2 separate regions of the Homo sapiens genome follow, and region 2 is linked to region 1. A link is an interaction called in ENCODE POLR2A ChIA-PET data of the cell type or tissue named here. Cell type or tissue: OCI-LY7. All regions are shown on one strand. Links, peaks and the distances in the headings refer to the core of each region. The heading gives the core; the rest is flanking DNA. Region 1 overlaps UBE2R2 (ubiquitin conjugating enzyme E2 R2). Region 2 overlaps UBAP2 (ubiquitin associated protein 2).

Region 1 (9,126 bases), core at 288-8,287:
TGGAGGTTTCATCATATTGCCCAGGCTGGGTCTCGAACTCCTGGGCTCAAGCAATCCCCACGCCTCGGCCTCCCAAAGTGCTGGGATTTACAGATGTGAGCCACCACAGCTGGCCTGTTCATTCCTTTTGATGACTAAATTTAAGAAGTACAAAAACTGAAATTAAAAAAAAAAATTAAGTGCTGAGCAACAGATTTGAGCAGGTAGAAAAAATAGTGAATTTGAAGATAGGTCAATTTATTGACCTTATTCTTTTTTATTTCTTTTTTTTTTTTTTTTTTGAGACAGAGTCTTGCTCTGTCACCAGGCTGGAGGGCAGTGGTGCAATCTCGGCTCACTGCAACCTCCACCTCCAGGCTCAAGTGATCCTCCTGCCTCAGCCTCCTGAGTAGCTGGGACTACAGGGGCATGCCACCACACCCAGCTAAATTTTTGTATTTTTTAGTAGAGATGGGGTTTCACCATGTTGGCCAGGATGGCGTTGATCTCTTGACCTCGTGATCTGCCTGCCTCGGCCTCCCAAAGTGCTGGGATTACAGACATGAGCCACCGCACTCGGCCTTATTGATCTTATTCTTTTAAGGGGGAGTAGTGGAAATCCCAATTTATAGCTGATTCATCAGGAGTATAGGTCTGCCATAGGCATCCAAAATGGAGGCAGTCTTTCTTGTGGGACTGAGTCCTTAACCTATAGAATCTGATGTTATCTCCAGGTAGACAGTGTCAACAATGAATTGAATTGGAGGACTAAGATAAGAGAGAAACTATAAAATTCTTAAAAGAAAACATAGGTGTAAATCTTCATAACCTTGCATTCACTAAGTTTTGTACACGTGACACCAAAAACACAAGGAACAAAAGTAAAAAGAAATGGGACACAATTAAAATTATTATTATTATTTTTTTGAGGTGGAGCCTTGCTCTGTTGCCCAGGCTGAAGTGCAGTGGCATGATCTCAGCTCACTGCAACTTCCACTTCCTGGGTTCAAGCGATTCTCCTGCCTCAGCCTCTCGAGTAGCTGGGATCACAGGCATGTGCCACCACTCCTGGCTAATTTTTGTATTTTTAGTAGAGATGGGGTTTTGCCATGTTGGCCAGGATGGTCTCAAACGCTTGACCTCAGGTGATCCGTCCACCTCAGACTCCCAAAGTGCTAGGATTACAGGTATCAGCCACTATCCTCGGCACAAGGTTTCTTTTTCAGATGACAAAATGTATTCTAAAATTGATTTTGGTGATGGTTACACAACTTTGTGAATATGCTAGAAACCACTAAACTATATACTTTAATGAATGGGTGAACTGTATGACATATGCATTAAAATCACAATAAAGCTGATTAGGGGGAAAAAAGGCTGGAGCCCAAACACCCAGGTCCCTCAAAGATCTTGATTTCTAAAATATCATTATTTGGCCGGTATGGTGGCTCACGCCTGTAATCTCAGCACTTTTGGAGCCCTAGGCGGGTGGATCACGAGGTCAGGAGTTCAAGACCAGCCTGGCCAAGATGGTGAAACCCCATCTCTAGTAAAACTAAAAATTAGCCAGGTGCAGTGGCAGGTGCCTGTAATCCCAGCTACTCGGGAGGCTGAGGCAGGAGAATTGCTTGAACCCGGGCAGGAGAGGTTGCAGTGAGCCGAGATCGCACCACTGCACTCCAGCCTGGGCGACAGAATGAGACTCCATCTCAAAAGATAAATAAAATAATATAAAATATCATTATTCAATAAAAGGAACCAGGGCCCTTTGGTGAAACACCTGATTCTAGATCTGTGGCAGGAAAAATAAAAGACAAGCCTAGAGCATCTTATAATGCCAAAAAGTAAGTGCTAAAGAAAACAAATTGGAGTATTTCAAAACAGCATAGGAGCCAAACTGCAAGAGCTCCTAATGGCCAAAACTAGAATAATCGAAGCTACAAAATACATAATGTAATACTGTTACCCAAAATATGAAATAAATATAAATGAGTACATACTGATAAGTATTACTGAATGGAAAAATACTGGTGGAGAAGGGTCAAATCTTCCTTACAGTAGTACTACAAATAATCATAATCCACATTCAGGTGGTGAAGTTGAATTCCCCTTTCCTAGAGTGTGGGCTGGATTTAATGACTCACTTTCTAACAATAAAGTATGGAAAGAAATAGTAGCTCTACCGTAGAGAAATCTGGCAGACATGTTAACCAAGTGATCAAGGTTAACATCACTAGCAGTAAATCATATTGGTATCATGACCTCCCTGATATGATGTAGTAAGTAAGGCACTTCATCTTTGTGGTATTCTTCCCCCAAAATCTATAACCCCATTCTAGTCATGAGAAAAACATCAGATAACCCAAATGGAGGAATATTCTACCAAACCTGACCCATCCTCTTCAAAAATTGTCAAGGTCACAAAAAATGAGGAAAGACGGAGAAATCATCAAAGACTGGAGGAGACTAAAAAGACGGGACAACTAAATACAGTGTGATATCCTGAACTGGACTCTGAAATAAGATGATGATATGGAGGCACAGGAGAATACAGAGTGACTGCTAATGAGTATGGGGATTCTTTTTGAGATGATGAAATATTCTGGAGTTAGATGGTGGTGATGGCTGTACAACCATCTGAATATACTAAAAACCACTGAACTATATACTTTAAAAGGGTGAATTTTATGGTATATGCATTATACCTTAATTAATACATTAGTGCAGAAACTGGTGAAATCTAAACTAAACTAACTGGAGATTAGTTAATAAAGCTGGAGTGGCTATCTGAATAACAGAGAAAGTATACTTTAGAACAAAAAATATTATCACAGATAAAGAGGGTAATTTCATAAGGGGATCAATTCACAAAGAAGACATAATATTAACTGTGTGTGCACTGGTAACAACAGAGCTTTAGAACACAAAATGATGTAACTAAAAACTTTTGCCACCAAATGGAAAAATAGAAAAATGCATAATTACAGTTGAAGATATCATCACTTCTCTCTCAACAGTCTAAAGCAGCAGTCCCCAACCCTTTTGGCACCAGGGACTGATTTCATTGAAGACAATTTTTCCATGGACAAGAGGGCGGAGGAGTGGGAAGGGTAGTGAGGTGGGTGTTTCGGGATGAAACTGTTCCACCTCAAGTCATCAGGCATTAGTCAGATTCTCATAAGGAACACTCAACCTAGATCCCTCACATGCCCAGTTCACAACAGGGTTCGCACTCCTTGAGAATCTAATGCCTGAGCTGATCTGACTGGAGGCTGAGCTCACCTCCTGCTGTGCGGCCTACTTCCTAACAGGCCACAGAGTTGTACCAGATCAGTATCGGGTAGGCACCCCTGGTTTAAAGTACAAGGAGACAAAAACTCAGTAAGGATATAGAAGACAATATGCCACTGAACAACAGCAGCATACAAATTATTTTTGTGGACACATAGAACACGCACCAAGACATACCATATTCTGGAACGTACAACATCTATCTACAAAGTTTAAAGAAATGACATAATACATAGCATATTCTTTGGCCACAATGAATTAAGCTAGAAATTCTGATTTTCTAAATTCAAAGATATTTAGTAAATCCCCAAACATTTGGAAATTACGTAACTGTACAAATCACAGTATAAAGAGGAAGCCACAAAGTTACTTAGAAAATTGTTTAATTGAACATGAAAAAAATGACAATGAAAATCTGTAACATACACCTAAAGCAATACTCAAATAGAAATTTTTAGAATTGCCTACACTGGAAAAAATGTAGGTCTCATTTCAATAATATAAGCTTCTACTTAAGAAATGAGAAAAATACAAAATTAGGCCAAGTGCAGTGGCTCACACCTATAATTCCAGCACTTAGGGAGGCCGAGGCGGGTGGATTCCTTGAGCGCAGGAGTTGGAGGGCAGCCTGAGCAACATGGTAAGACCTCATCTTTACAAAAAATACAAAAAGTTGCCAGCCATGATGGTGCACCCCTGAGGTCCCAGCTACTTGGGAGGCTGAGGTAGAAGGATCACTACTTAAGTTTGGGAGGTTGAGGCTGCAGTGAATCATAACCTTGCCACTGCACTCCAGCCTGGGTGACAGAGTGAGACCTTGTCTCAAAAAAACAAAACCAAACAAACAAACAAAATAAAGAGGAAAGGACAGACTATGAAATTAAACTAGAAGCAAGCAGAAGAAAGAGAACTGACATAAAAGCAGAAATCAATTAAACAAAACATCGTCTCAAAAAAAAAAAAAAAAAAAAAAAGTCTTGTGACCAGGCGCCGTGGCTTGTGCCTGTAATTCCAGCACTTTGGGAGGCCTAGGTGGGCAGGTTGCTTGAGTTCAAGACTAGTCTGGGCAAATGGTGAAACCCCATCTCTACAAAAAATACAAAAATTCGCCAAGCATGGTGGACGTGCCTGTAATCCCAGCTACTCAGGAGGCTGAGGTGGGAAAATCACCTGAGCCCAGGAGGTCGAGTCTGCAGTAAGCTGTGATCACGCCACTGCACTCCAGCCTGGGTGACAGAGCAAGACCCTGTCTCAGAAAAAAGTCTTGTTAAGATTACTTAGGGTACTAAGAGAAATCTTTGCAGTGCTGCATGAAAATTTATGTAGAATAGATGATATGCACCAATATAATAAAAGGTAGCACAGATAGCAGTAAAGAACACTGACTCAAGAAGCCAGGACTATCTGGGTTTGAATCCTGACTCTACAACTCAGCTGTTATCTTAAGCGACCCTTACTTAATTTATATTGATCGACTGATTGATTGACTGATTAAGACAGGGTTATGCTGTCACCCAGGCTAGAGTACAGTGGCACAAATATGGATCACTGCCAGCCTTGACCTCGCAGGCTCAAGCGATCCTGCCCCAGCCTCCTGAGCAGCTGAGACCACAGGCCATGACACCATGCCCAGCTAAATTTTTGATTTTTTGTAAAGATTTCACCACTTTGCCCAGGCTGGTCTCAAACTTCTGGGCTCAAGCAATCCTCCCGCTTTGGCCTCCTAAAATGCTGGGTACTCTGTGTAGTCCTAATTAGGGGAAAGGAGTCAGGCTAGTGGGACCGAGGGAAAAGCAATAAAAGAAAGCAGATAAGCCACAAGTCAGCCTTTCTTCATCGTCCAGGACACATAAGTCCTCCTGTGTAAATAACTCACAATCTTCCTGTGCCCAACTATCACCACACACCTGCAAGTTAGCTCACTGCAACCTTGGCATTTTCAGTACTCCACAAAGCCCTCTTCAGCATACAGCATAAACACTATCCTATAAAATCTCTACCAAGCCTTTGTTTCTCTGCAGTTGGCTTCTCTCTGGCAGGCTGCTGGCATCCCTCGCAATGTATTTTCCTATGTTCTCTAATAAATCTGCCTTTTTTTTGTAAATTTGAGACGGGGTCTCACTCTGTCAACCAGGCTGGAGTGCAGTGGTGCAATCTTGGCTCATAGCAACCTCCATCTCCGAGATTCAAGCGATCCTCCCATCTCAGTCTCCAGAGTAACTGGGACTACAGACGTGCACCACCAGGCCTGGCTAATTTTTCATTTAATTTTTGTAGGGACAGGGTTTCACCATGTTTCCAAGACTGGTCTCGAACTCCTGGGCTCAATGATCCTCCTGCCTCAGCCTCTCTAAATGCTGGGATTACAGGCGTGAGCCACTGCACCTGGCCTGCCTTCCTTTACTTACAACTGCCTCAGTAAATTACTTTACTCAGTAAGTTTGGACCTGGGCCACTGGTCCAAACAGCCATCGTTCTCCTGGACAGATTACAGATGTGAGCCGCTGCGTATTGCTCAATTACTTAATTTATATCTCAGTTTCCTCACCAGTAAAAAGGGGATAATAGTACTTATTTAATGCGTTTGTATGAGGATTAAATGAGGTAATGCTTGAACAATGTTTAGAACTGTGCCTGACAAATAAAAGATATAAAAATATAAATAGGTGGATGGGTGCAGTGGCTCACGCCTGTAATCTTAGCACTTTGGGAGGCTGAGGTGGGCGGATCACCTGAGGTCATGAGTTCAAGACCAGCCTGGCCAACATGGTGAAACCCCATCACTTACTAAAAATACAAAAATTAGCTGGGCGTGATGGCAGTTGCCTGTAATGCCAGCTATTCAGGAGGCTGAGGAAAGACGGAGGGAGAGTGGGAGAGAGAGAGAGAGAGAGAGAGAGACAGACAGACAGACAGACAGACAGAGAGGGGCAAAAATCATGAAGGCTGTTTTATATATTGCTAATTTTCACTGTTTTACCTCTTTTACCTACTTGCCCTTAGATTATAATACTACCAGCTTTAGATAAGACAACTGGAAAGATTAATACCAACCTTAAGACCTTGATGATTATGGAATTAGTTTTCTTAGAGCCTTACCAAACCTAATTATATTCCACTTAAATCTTAATAAATATTGGTTAGTAGTATTAATGGGGTTTCTGTATTTTCTCTAAGCATCTAATATTTTGAATTATTCTTGAACTTTCAGCTTTTTGACCATTATCTACTATATAATCTTTTAAAAATACTACCTTCATCACGCTTGTAATCCCAGCACTTTGGGAGGCTGAGGCGGGCGGATCACGAGGTCAGGAGATTGAGACCATCCTGGCTAACAAGGAGTAACCCCATCTCTACTAAAAACAGAAAAAATTAGCCGGGCATGGGTGCCGGGCACCAGTAGTCCCAGCTACTCGGGAGGCTGAGGCAGGAGAATGGCATGAACCTGGGAGGCGGAGCTTGCAGTGAGCCGAGATCGCGCCACTGCACTCTAGCCTGGGCAACAGAGTGAGACTCCGTCTCAAAAAAAAAAAAAAAAAAATTCAATCATAAGTAGTTTTAATGTGACCCTTTTGACTTTATTCTAGAAGTAGTTTTTTTTTTTAAGATGGAGTTTCGCTCTGTTGTCCAGCTCACTGCAACCTCCACTTCCCAAATTCAAGCTGTTCTCTTGCCTCAGCCTCTGGAGTAGCTGGGATTACAGGCATGTGCCAACATGCCTGGCTAATTTTTGTTATTTTTAGTACACTTGGGGTTTCACCATGTTGGTCAGGCTGGTCTCGAACTCTTATTTATTTTATTTGTTTTTTAGATGGAGTCTCGCTATTGCCCAGGCTGGAGTGCAGTGGCACGATCTCGGCTCACTGCAAGCTCCGCCTCCCGAGTTCATGCCATTCTCCTGCCTCAGCCTCCTGAGTAGCTGGGACTAGAGGCGCCCTCCACCATGCCCGGCTACATTTTTTGTATTTTTAGTAGAGACGGGGTTTCACCATGTTAGCCAGGATGGTCTCGATCTCCTGACCTCGTGATCCGCCCACCTCGGCCTCTCAAAGTGCTGGGATTACAGGCGTGAGCCACCGCCCCCGGCCTTATGATTGATTTTTTTAAAGCATCATGCCTAAAGTATGCTTACATTACCACTAGAAGAGGTAACATTGGTTGGTGTGCTTCTGGTAAGGCTATTTAAATTGTACTAAGAACTCCTTCAGCGGAGTTTACAATCCTCAACTATTCAGCTGAAGTTAACATTCAGGGGGAATATCCTGCTGTAATGCTTCCCTGAGCAATTATACAATTTTATCTCTATCTCTATTACTTTACTTATTTTTCAGAACCTTATTAACTGTTTATTTACTTATTTATTTTTGAGATGGAGTCTTGCTCTGTCGCCCAGGCTAGAGTGCATTGGCGCAATCTTGGCTCACTGCAACCTCCGCCTCCCGGGTTCAAGCAATTCTCCTGTTTCAGTCTCTCGAGTAGCTACAGGCGCATGCCACCACACCTGGCTAATTTTTGTATTTTTAGTAGAGACAGGGTTTCACCATGTTGGTCAGGCTGGTCTCGAACTCCTGACCTCAGGTGATCCACCTGCCTTGGCCTCCCAAAGTGCTGGGATTACAGGTGTGAGTCACCATGCCCAGCCCTTATTAAAAATTTAAACATACTATTTCACATGTATATGGTGACCTATAGTTACCTATGTATTACCTCATACACATATTTAATACTCCTACTTCAGCCAACTTGTCACTGAAATTTCTTCCCTTTTTGAAATTTTATGAAATAAGATATAACTTGCTATTAACATATGAATATAAGATCTCATACCATTTCAGTTATATTCACAGAACAATATAATGATTTTAAAAGAAGAAGGGAAGGTACTAGAATCAGTAGCCCTGTGTTGTAGCCCTGGCATGATTCTTGACTATTTAATTTACATTTTTCTATCTTTTATTTGTCAGGCACAATTCTAAGCATTGTCTTTGCTAGGCCTCTGACCTTAGGTCAACTCATTTAAATCTCTGGATTTCAAGTTCCTTTTTATGTAAAATGGCAAAAAACACTGACCCTAGGGAGTTATCATGAGGATCATATACAAATTTTAAGAGAAACTTCAAAAATGGATCCCAAGACACAATTATTTTTTAATTTTTAGAGACAGGGTCTCACTATGTTGCCCAAACTCAAGACCTCAAGTGATTTTCCCACCTCAGCCTACTGAGTAGCTGGGACTACAGGGGTGTGGCACCACGACTGGCTCCAAGATAATCTTAAATCATCAAATCAAAGGTTAAATCATTATCATTGTATTGAGGAGCATTAATAAATATTAAAGTATTTTCCACAAGAAGTAAAAGGGAAAATAAAGTTCAATATATTAGAAAATTTGCTCTTACCCATTATAGATCTTAGTAATTTCAGGGTATGATTTGAACAAACTAAATTTATGAGAACAAGGGAAATGTAAACATTGACTGGATATTAAGGAATTATGAGCTTTTATAGTTGTGATAATAGTATTACAGTTAGGTCTCAAAAATACATGTTATTTAGTTGGTGCTGTAGTAATTTTCATTTAAAGTTTTTTAAAAAGTAAAACAAAACTTGGCCAGGAGCAGTGGCTCACGCCTGTAATCCCAGCACTTTGGGAGGTCGAGGCAGGTGGATCACAAGGTCAGGAGTTCGAGACCAGCCTGGCCAATTAAAAAAAAAAAAAGGTAAAACAAAACATATTTTAAAAATACATTTTGAGGCCGGGTACAGTGGCTCATGCCTATAATCCCAGCACCTTGCGAGGCTGAGGCGGGAGGATCAACTTGAGCCCAGGAGTTCAAAACTAGCCTCAGCAAC
Region 2 (9,126 bases), core at 589-8,588, 160 kb before region 1:
GCCTCTATCTCCCAGGATTAAGGCATCCTCCCACCTCAGCCTCCTGAGTAGCTTGGACCACAGGGATGCATCACCATGCTCAGCTAATTTTTCTTTTTGTAGAGAGGAGTCTTGCTATGTTGCCCAGGCTGGTCTCTTAGGCTAAAGTGATCCTCCTGCCTTGGCCTACTAAAGTGCTGAGATTACAGGTGTGAGCTTAATGCCTGGCCCCATATGTAAAATTAAAAAAAAAAAGTAAAATGAACAACCAAGAAATAGGACATTACTGCTACCTGGAAGTCTCCTGTGTATGCCAGCTCCCAAGGCATTTCTTTTCGCTTTCCTTGAGGTAACCATTACCCTACATTATAGGTTTACTATTCCTTTGTGTTGTTGTTTTAAAATAGAGACAAGGTCTAGCTATGTTGCCCAGGGTGGTCTTGAACTCCTGGACTCAAGTGATCCTCCTGCTTGGCCTCCCAGAGTCCTGGGATTATAGGTATGAGTCACTCTGCAGGTTCTACTGTTCCTTTTTTTTTTTTTTTTTTTGAGACGGAGTCTTGCACTATCGCCTGGGCTGAAGTGTAGTGGCCCGATCTCAGCTCACTGCAACCTCCACCTCCCAAGTTCAAGCGAATCTCCAGCCTCCATCTCCCGAGTAGCTCGGATTATAGGTGCCCGCCACCACGCCTGGCTAATTTTTTGTATTTTTGGTAGAGATGGGGTTTCACTGTGTTGGCCAGGCTGGTCTCAAACTCCTGACCTCATGATCCGCCCACCTGAGCTCCCAAAGTGCTGGGATTACAGGCATGAGCCACCACCCCAGCCTACTGTTACTTTTTTACAATAATTTTACCTTATATGTATATCCGTAAGCAACATATGGTTTAATAGTGCCCATTTTCAGTCTTATTCTCAATGTAAGAATTGTATGATTCTTCTGATGCTTGATTCTTTCACTCTTACATGCTTGAGATTTATCCATGTTGATTTCTTTTTTTTGAGATAGGGTCTCAGTCTGTTGCTCAGGCTGGAGTGCAGTGGCTCGATCCTGGCTCACTGCAACATTCACCTCCCGGGTTCAAGCGATTCTCCTTCCTCAGCCTCCCAAATAGCTGGGACTACAGGTGCCCGCCACCATGCCTGGCTAATTTTTGTATTTTTTGGTAGAGACGGGGTTTCCTTGTGTTAGCCAGGCTGGTCTCGAACTCCTGACCTCAGGTGATCTGCCTGCTTCGGCCTCCCAAAGTTCTGGTATTACAGGCATGAGCCACTGCACCCAGCCCCCATGTAGATTTCTTTTTTCTTTGTTTTGTTTTATAAGACGGAGTCTTGCTCTTTTGCCCAGGCTGGAATGCCAGTGGCACGATCTCGGCTTCTCAGCTCACTGCAGCCTCTGCCTCCTTGGTTCAAGCAATTCTCCTGCCTCGGCCTCCCGAGTAGCTGGGATTACAGACACCTGCCACCATGCTCAGCTAATTTTTGTATTCTTAGTAGAGACGGGGTTTCACCATGTTGGCCAGGCTGGTCATGGACTCTTGTTTGTTTTTTTTTTTTTTTTTGAGATGGAGTTTGCTCTTGTTGCCCAGGCTAGAGTGCAATGGTGCGATCTTGGCTCACTGCAACCTCTGCCTCCTGGGTTCAAGCAATTCTCCTGCCTCAGCCTCCCAAGTAGCTGGGATTACAGGCAGGCACCACCATGCCTGGCTAATTTTTTTTTTTTTTTTTGCATTTTTAGTAGAGCTGTGGGTTCACTATGTTGGGCAGGCTGGTCTCGAACTCCTGACCTCCAGCGATCTGCCCACCTCGGCCTCCCAAAGTGCCGGGATTACAGGTGTTAGCCATCGTGCCCGGCCCGTTGATTTCTTATAGTAGTATGAGGTTACATTGTAAGGATGTGCCATATGTTGTCTATTTCATTGTTGATGGATATTTGTCTCATTTCCAGTTTTTTGAGATTACCAATTTTACTTGTCCTCATGTGGACATTTGCCACCCTGCCCACAACAAACAAAGTCCATTTTCTCAAGACTACATAACTGAGAGTGGAATTTTTGGTTTGTATGTAGGGTATGTGTAACTTTTACTAAGTAATGCTAAAGTGTTTTCCACATGTTGCACAGTTGTTCTCAGGCTTGTCAGCTGAACCACAGAACACAGAAAGTTGAGTTACTATTTTCTCAAATCTGTCAAGGATGGTACATAATGAATTTCATTCTAGGTGTCTGGAAAAAGTTCAGCTTATACACAGAGTGGATGCCCTAAGAATTGGGAATTCATTCTCAAAGACTGAGTGGTTTAAGAGTTCTACATCCTTGCCAACATTTTATGTTGCCTTTTTAGTTTTAGCCAATTGTAGTGGGATGTTCTAGATATATCTTTCATGAACGCCACATAGCTGGATTTTGCTTTGTTAAGTTAGCAACTTGCTAACTTCTTTTTAATTAATTAGAGTGTATCGCTATGTTGGCTGGGCTGGTCGTGAACTCCTGGGCTCAAGTGATCTTCCCACCTCACCCGCACAAAGTGCTGGGATTGTAGGAGTGAGCCATCAGCTAACCTCTTTAACTAGAGCATGGAGACCATTCATATCTGTTGTAATTACAGATATTTTGGATATATGTCTGCCATTATATTTAGTCTTCTAGTTGGCTGGCCTGTGTGTTTGTTTTCTGTCCCTTTTTTTTTTTTTTTTTTTTTTTTGAGACAGAGTCTCATTCTGTCACCCAGGCTGGAGTGCAATGGCGTGGGCTCGGCTCACTGCAACCTCCGCCTCCCGAGTTTAAGGGATTCTTCTGCCCCAGCCTCCCTAGTAGCTGGGACTACAGGCACGTGCCACCACACCTGGCTAATTTTTTTTTTTTTTTGAGACGGAGTCTAGCCCTTGTCGCCCAGGCTAGTGTGCAATGGCGTGATCTTGGCTCAACGCAACCTCCGCCTCCTGGGTTCAAGTGATTCTCCTGCCTCAGCCTCCCAAGTAGCTGGGATTACAGGCATGTGCCACCATGCCCCCGGCTAATTTTGTACTTTTAGTAGAGTCGGGGTTTCTCCATGTTCATCAGGCTGGTCTTGAACTCCCGACCTCAGGTGATCGCCCGCCTCGGCCTCCCAAAGTGCTGGGATTACAGACGTGAGCCACCGTGTGCGGCTTGTATTTTTTTTTTTTTTTTTTTTTTTTTAGTATTTATTGATCATTCTTGGGTGTTTCTCGCAGAGGGGGATTTGGCAGGGTCATAGGACAATAGTGGAGGGAAGGTCAGCAGATAAACAAGTGAACAAGGGTCTCTGGTTTTCCTAGGCAGAGGTCCCTGCGGCCTTCTGCAGTGTTTGTGTCCCTGGGTACTTGAGATTAGGGAGTGGTGATGACTCTTAACTGCCTTCAAGCATCTGTTTAACAAAGCACATCTTGCACCGCCCTTTATCCATTTAACCCTGAGTGGACACAGCACATGTTTCAGAGAGCACGGGGTTGGGGGTAAGGTTATAGATTAACAGCATCCCAAGGCAGAAGAATTTTTCTTAGTACAGAACAAAATGGAGTCTCCTATGTCTACTTCTTTCTACACAAACACAGCAACAATCTGATTTCTCTATCTTTTCCCCACATTTCCCCCTTTTCTATTCGACAAAACCGCCATCGTCATCATGGCCCGTTCTCAATGAGCAGTTGGGTACACCTCCCAGATGAGGTGGCGGCCGGGCAGAGGGGCTCCTCACTTCCCAGAAGGGGTGGCCGGGCAGAGGCGCCCCCCCCACCTCTCGGACGGGGCGGCGGCCAGGCGGAGGCGCCCCCCAACTCCCCAACGGGGCGGCTGGCCGGGCGGGGGCTGCCCCCCACCTCCCTCCCGGAAGGGGCGGCTGGCTGGGCGGAGGCTGCCCCCCACCTCCCAGACGGGCCGGCTGCCGGGCGGAGACGCTCCTCACTTCCCAGACGGGGTGGCTGCCGGGCGGAGGGGCTCCTCACTTCCCAGACGGGGCGGCTGCTGGGCGGAGGGGCTCCTCACTTCTCAGACGGGTCGGCCGGGCAGAGACGCTCCTCAACTCCCAGACGGGGTCGCGGTCGGGCAGAGGCGCTCCTCACATCCCAGATGGGGTGGCGGGGCAGAGGCGCTCCCCACATCCCAGACGGGGTGGCGGGGCAGAGGCGCTCCCCACATCTCAGACGATGGGCGGCCGGGCAGAGACGCTCCTCACTTCCTAGACGGGATGGCGGCCAGGAAGAGGCGCTCCTCACTTCCCAGTCTGGGCAGCAGGGCAGAGGGGCTCCTCACATCCCAGACGATGGGCGGCCAGGCAGAGATGCTCCTCACTTCCCAGACGGGGTGGCGGCCGGGCAGAGGCTACAATCTCGGCACTTTGGGAGGCCAAGGCAGGCGGGTGGGAGGTGGAGGTTGTAGTGAGCCGAGATCACGCCACTGCACTCCAGCCTGGGCAACATTGAGCACTGAGTTAATGAGACACTGTCTGCAATCCCGGCACCTCAGGAGGCCTAGGCTGGCAGATCACTCGCGGTTAGCAGCTGGAGACCAGCCCGGCCAACACAGCGAAACCCCGTCTCCACCAAAAAAATACGAAAACCAGTCAGGTGTGGCGGCGCGCGCCTGCAATCGCAGGCACTTGGCAGGCCGAGGCAGGAGAATCAGGCAGGGAGGTTGCAGTGAGCCGAGATGGCGGCAGTACAGTCCAGCTTTGGCTTGGCATCAGAGGGAGACCGTGGGGAGAGGGGAGGCTTGTATTTTTAATAGAGACAGAGTTTCACTGTGTTGGCCAGGCTGGTCTTGAACTCCTGACCTCATGATCTTCCCACCTCAGCCTCTCAAAGTGCTGGGATTACAGGCAGGAGCCACCGCGCCCGACCTTTTTTTTTTTTTTTTTTTTTTTTTCCCAGGCTGGAGTGCAGTGGTGCAATCCTAGCTCATTGCAGCCTTGAACTCCCCGTGCTCAGATGATCCACCTTAGCCTCTTGGGTACCTGGGACTACAGATTTGTGCCACCGTGCCTAGCTAATTTTTTTTTTTTTTTTTTTTTTGTAGAGACAGGGTTTCATCATATTGCACAGGCTGGTCTTCAACTTCTGGGTTCAAGTGCTCACCTCAGCCTCCCAAAGTGTTGGGATTATAGGCGTGAGCAGCTGCTGTAGGCCCACAAAATGTATTTTTATAGCCTCTTTCCCATCCAGTCGGGGTTTCTGTATTTACATATTGTCACTGAAGTATTTTTATAGCCTCTTTTCCCATCCAGTCAGGGTTTGTGTATTTACATATTGTGACTGAAGTACACTACTGAATGATAATCCTTTTCTCAGATGATTATTTTCTCAATTATTTATCAGATATAATTGCCAGTCAGGTCATCTGATAAGCAAGAAATAACTACTGCTGTTACTTAGTTCAGGTAATTTTCATCAATGCTAAGTAAATTGCTAATTTATTGTAGGATAAAATGTAACTTTTTGGGGCTTTTGGAAAGTCTAAAAATATGTATTCCATGACTGCTATGCCAACCCTAAGTTTTGAAACACTGATGAAAGTTTCCTTTGATTTGTGGGAGTGAGGCAACAATTACATTAGTAAAAACTTAAGGTAGTATATGGGCTGGGCGCAGTGGCTCTCTCCTGTAATCCCAGCTCTTTGGGAGACCAAGGCAAGTGGATCACTTGAGGTCAGGTGTTTGAGACCAGCCTGGCCAACATGGTGAAACCCTACCTCTACCAAAAAATACAAAAATTAGCTGTGTGTGGGCTGGGCGCGGTGGCTCACGCCTGTAATCCCAGCACTTTGGGGGGCCGAGGCGGGCGGATCACGAGGTCAGGAGATCGAGACCATCCTGGCTAAAACGGTGAAACCCCGTCTCTATTAAAAATACAAAAAATTAGCCAGGCATGGTGGCACGCCTCTGTAATCTCAGCTAATCCGGAGGCCGAGGCAGGAGAATCGCTTGATCCCAGAAGTCGGAGGTTGCAGCGAGCCGAGATTGTGCCACTGCACTCCAGCCCGGGTGATAGAGCGAGACTCTCTCAAAAAAAAAAAAAAAAAAAAAAAAAATAGCTGGGTGTGGTGGCACATGCCTATAGTCCCACCTACTTGGGAGGCTGAGGCGGGAGAATTGCTGGAACCCTGGAGGGGAGGCAGAGGTCAGTGAGGTACCTGAGATCGCACCACTGTGCTCCAGCCTGGGCAGACAGAATGAGACCTTGTCTCAAAAAAAAAAAAAAAAAAAAGAGAAAAACTTAAGGTAGTATATTCTCTGTTATTTCTGTGAATGCTAAGTTTACATTACTGCAGATTAGGCCTGAATGATGGTTCTCCCTGCGCAAATGGTATATGCTACTCTATAGGTGTTCACTTGAACGAATATTTATTGCTGCCAGTTGTCAACAATGTTAGATGCTAGAATACAGATGAATAATGTAGGTTCCTGATCTTCAGTTGCTTACATGTTGGTGAGCAGACACACACAGTTTAAATGTGTGTATAGGATTCCAGGGTACTGCTGCCTGTGACAGAGAAAAGCATTGTTGAATTGAGCTTGAGTATTTGGCAAGGATTCCTTGAGCTGGGGAGGCTGAGCCTTAGTTTTCTTAGATTCTTCCTATAGAATCAAGTATCAAGGCTGGGCACGGTGGCTCACGCCTGTAATCCCAGCACTTTGGGAGGCCGAGACGGGCAGATCACCTGAGGTCGGGAGTTTGAGACCATCCTGACCAACATGGAGAAACCCCATCTCTATTAAATTATAAAAAATTATCCGGGCATGGCGGTGGGTGCCTGTAACCCCAGCTACTTGGGAGGCTGAGGAGGAGGAGAATCGTTTGAACCTGGGAGGCGGAGGTTGCAGTGAGCCAAGATCATGCCATTGTACTCCAGCCTGGGCAACAAGAGTGAAACTCCGTCTCAAAAAAAAAAAAAGAAAAAAGTATCAAATTCCTGAAGTTACAATTAAATTGTTAAAACACTTTAAATGTTGTATTCAGAGTTTAGTTTTATTAGAATTTGCTGTTATTTTGCTTTGTTCTATTTTGTTTGAGACAGGGTCTTACTCTGTCACTCAGGAATGCAGTGATGCGATCAGGCTCACTGCAGCCTTAACCTACCTGGGCTCAAGCGATTTCCCCCACTCAAAAAAAAAAAGAGAGAATGTGCAGTATGTCCTTGAGTAAACATGCCTGTGGAACGTGAAGGCAAAAAGGCAGGGACGATTTAGGAGAATACCAAGGCTGGTTTGACCAAGTGTAGGGATTGGAAGGAATAAACAGTTTGCATTTTATTGAGGAGTTGATGGTTTGTGAACAGAAGTTGACAGTTTTTGTTGATAGTGTTTGTTTGTTTCTTTCTTTATTTTTGAGATGGAGTCTCGCTTTATATCCCAGGTTGGAGTACAGTAGCACGATCTCGACTCACTGCAACTTCTGCCTCCCAGGTTCAAGTGATTCTTGTGCCTCAGCCTCCTCTGAGTAGTTGGAATTACAGGCACGTGCCACCACAAACCTGGCTAATCTTTATATATATATATTTTTTTTTTTTTTTAGATGGAGTCTCGCTCTGTCACCCAGACTGGAGTGCAGTGGCGCGATCTCGGCTCACTGCAACCTCCACCTCCCAGGTTCAAGCTGTTCTCCCACCTCAGCCTCCCAAGTAGCTGGGATTACAGGCACCCGCCATCATGCCCGGCTAATTTTTGTACTTTTGTAGAGATGGGGTTCCACCATGTTGGCCAGGCTGGTCTTGAACTCCTGACCTCAGGTGATCCGCCCGCCTCGGCCTCCCAAAGTGCTGGGATTACAGGCGTGAGCCACCGCGCCTAGCCGTATGAAATGTTTTGAATGACAGAGACAGATGAAAGAATGAGAACAGAAGAAAGATTTGACAATTAGGAGACCAGTGGTGACCTAGGGAGTAGCATTTTTCCTACTGTTAGAGTGATAGGGTGATGGAAACCAGAATACAGAAGGTTAAGGAGATGTTTAGTGAGGAAATGGAGGCAGTGAATGTATTCATTTTGTGAAATACAGTTTATGTAGTTGTTGCTTACAAGATAGAACATGAAGTTTCAGGAGTGCTTGGAAGGTAATTTTTCTGAGCCTTTGTTTTTGAGAGTAATCCGGATGTAGAGAACAGTTGAGCGATTCGTTTTTTTTTTGTTTGTTTGTTTGTTTTGAGATTGAGTCTCGCTGTTTCCCAGGCTGGAGTGCAGTGGCGTGATCTTGACTCACTGCAACCTCCGCCTCCCAGGTTGAAGCAATTCTCCTCCCTCAGCCTCTCCAGTAGCTGGGACTATAGGCTCATGCCACTACACCTGGCTAATTTTTGTATTTTTAGTAGAAACAGGGTTTCACCATGTTAGCCAGGATGGTCTTGATCTCCTGACCTCCTGATCCGCCCGCCTGTGCCTCCCAAAGTGCTGGGATTACAGGCGTGAGCCACTGTGCCCAGCCAGTTGAGTGGTTCTTTAGACATATAAGGATGTGGGGTATTTCTCATTAGTGTAGTGTTTTCTTTATTAAGGAATTTTGTATTTGGATTAAAACTGGACCAGATACTTATGTGGCAGGTGTGTTAATGTTTAAATGGATGGCATGACTTTGTTTTGATAGATACATTCTTTAGGTAACAGACATTTTTAAGAAAGTTGCTTTTGGCATGAGTGATTAAGTAATAAGGATGTCAGTAAAATAAAAGCAATATACTTTTACTAAAAAAAGAAAAACCAGGACTTGATATCCTGGATTCATGAGGAAAGTTGAAGAACTATAATGAAAAACTTCTGAAGTATTAAATCAGTATTTATATTTTAGGCTTGTAATAAAACCTAGAGATGATGTAACTGTCTCAAAATGACTTAATAGGTATGTTGAACTTTTATAAATCACTTGTGAAATAAATTGTGAATTTGTGACATTTGAGTGCCAAATGTTGAAATGGTTCCTGCAGAGATGTGAATAATGAGAACTATTATTTTAGGTCATCTGGTCTTCATTAAGAATTGATTTGAAGCCGGGCGTGGTGGGTCATGCCTTTAATCCTAGGACTTTGGGAGGCTGAGGCAGGTGGATCACCTGAGGTCAGGAGTTCAAGAACAGCTTGGCCAACATGACGAAACCCCGTCTCTACTAAAAATGCAAAAATTAGCCAGGCATGGTGGTGGGTG

Evidence for each region. Peaks named below come from ENCODE experiments on the same cell type or tissue, not always from the same donor. Only the 100,000 strongest peaks of a DNase experiment are listed, where the experiment ranks them.
Region 2: POLR2A ChIA-PET joins it to region 1 with 5 read pairs; 3 of 35 experiments call an interaction of 5 or more read pairs at or near these places.

Annotation. Positions count from the first base shown.
Region 1 is chr9:33,874,869-33,883,994 of GRCh38, reverse strand. The region is part of intron 1 of UBE2R2 (ubiquitin conjugating enzyme E2 R2); the gene reads right to left. Among named protein-coding and RNA genes, the nearest start is that of SNORD121B, 55 kb to the left of the region's middle. In OCI-LY7, for the core only: no CTCF peak of the experiment used is centred there; no DNase peak of the experiment used is centred there; H3K27ac peaks cover 2,130 bases.
Region 2 is chr9:34,033,880-34,043,005 of GRCh38, reverse strand. The region is part of intron 1 of UBAP2 (ubiquitin associated protein 2); the gene reads left to right. Among named protein-coding and RNA genes, the nearest start is that of UBAP2, 10 kb to the left of the region's middle. RefSeq lists an enhancer at 8,773-9,126. In OCI-LY7, for the core only: no CTCF peak of the experiment used is centred there; no DNase peak of the experiment used is centred there.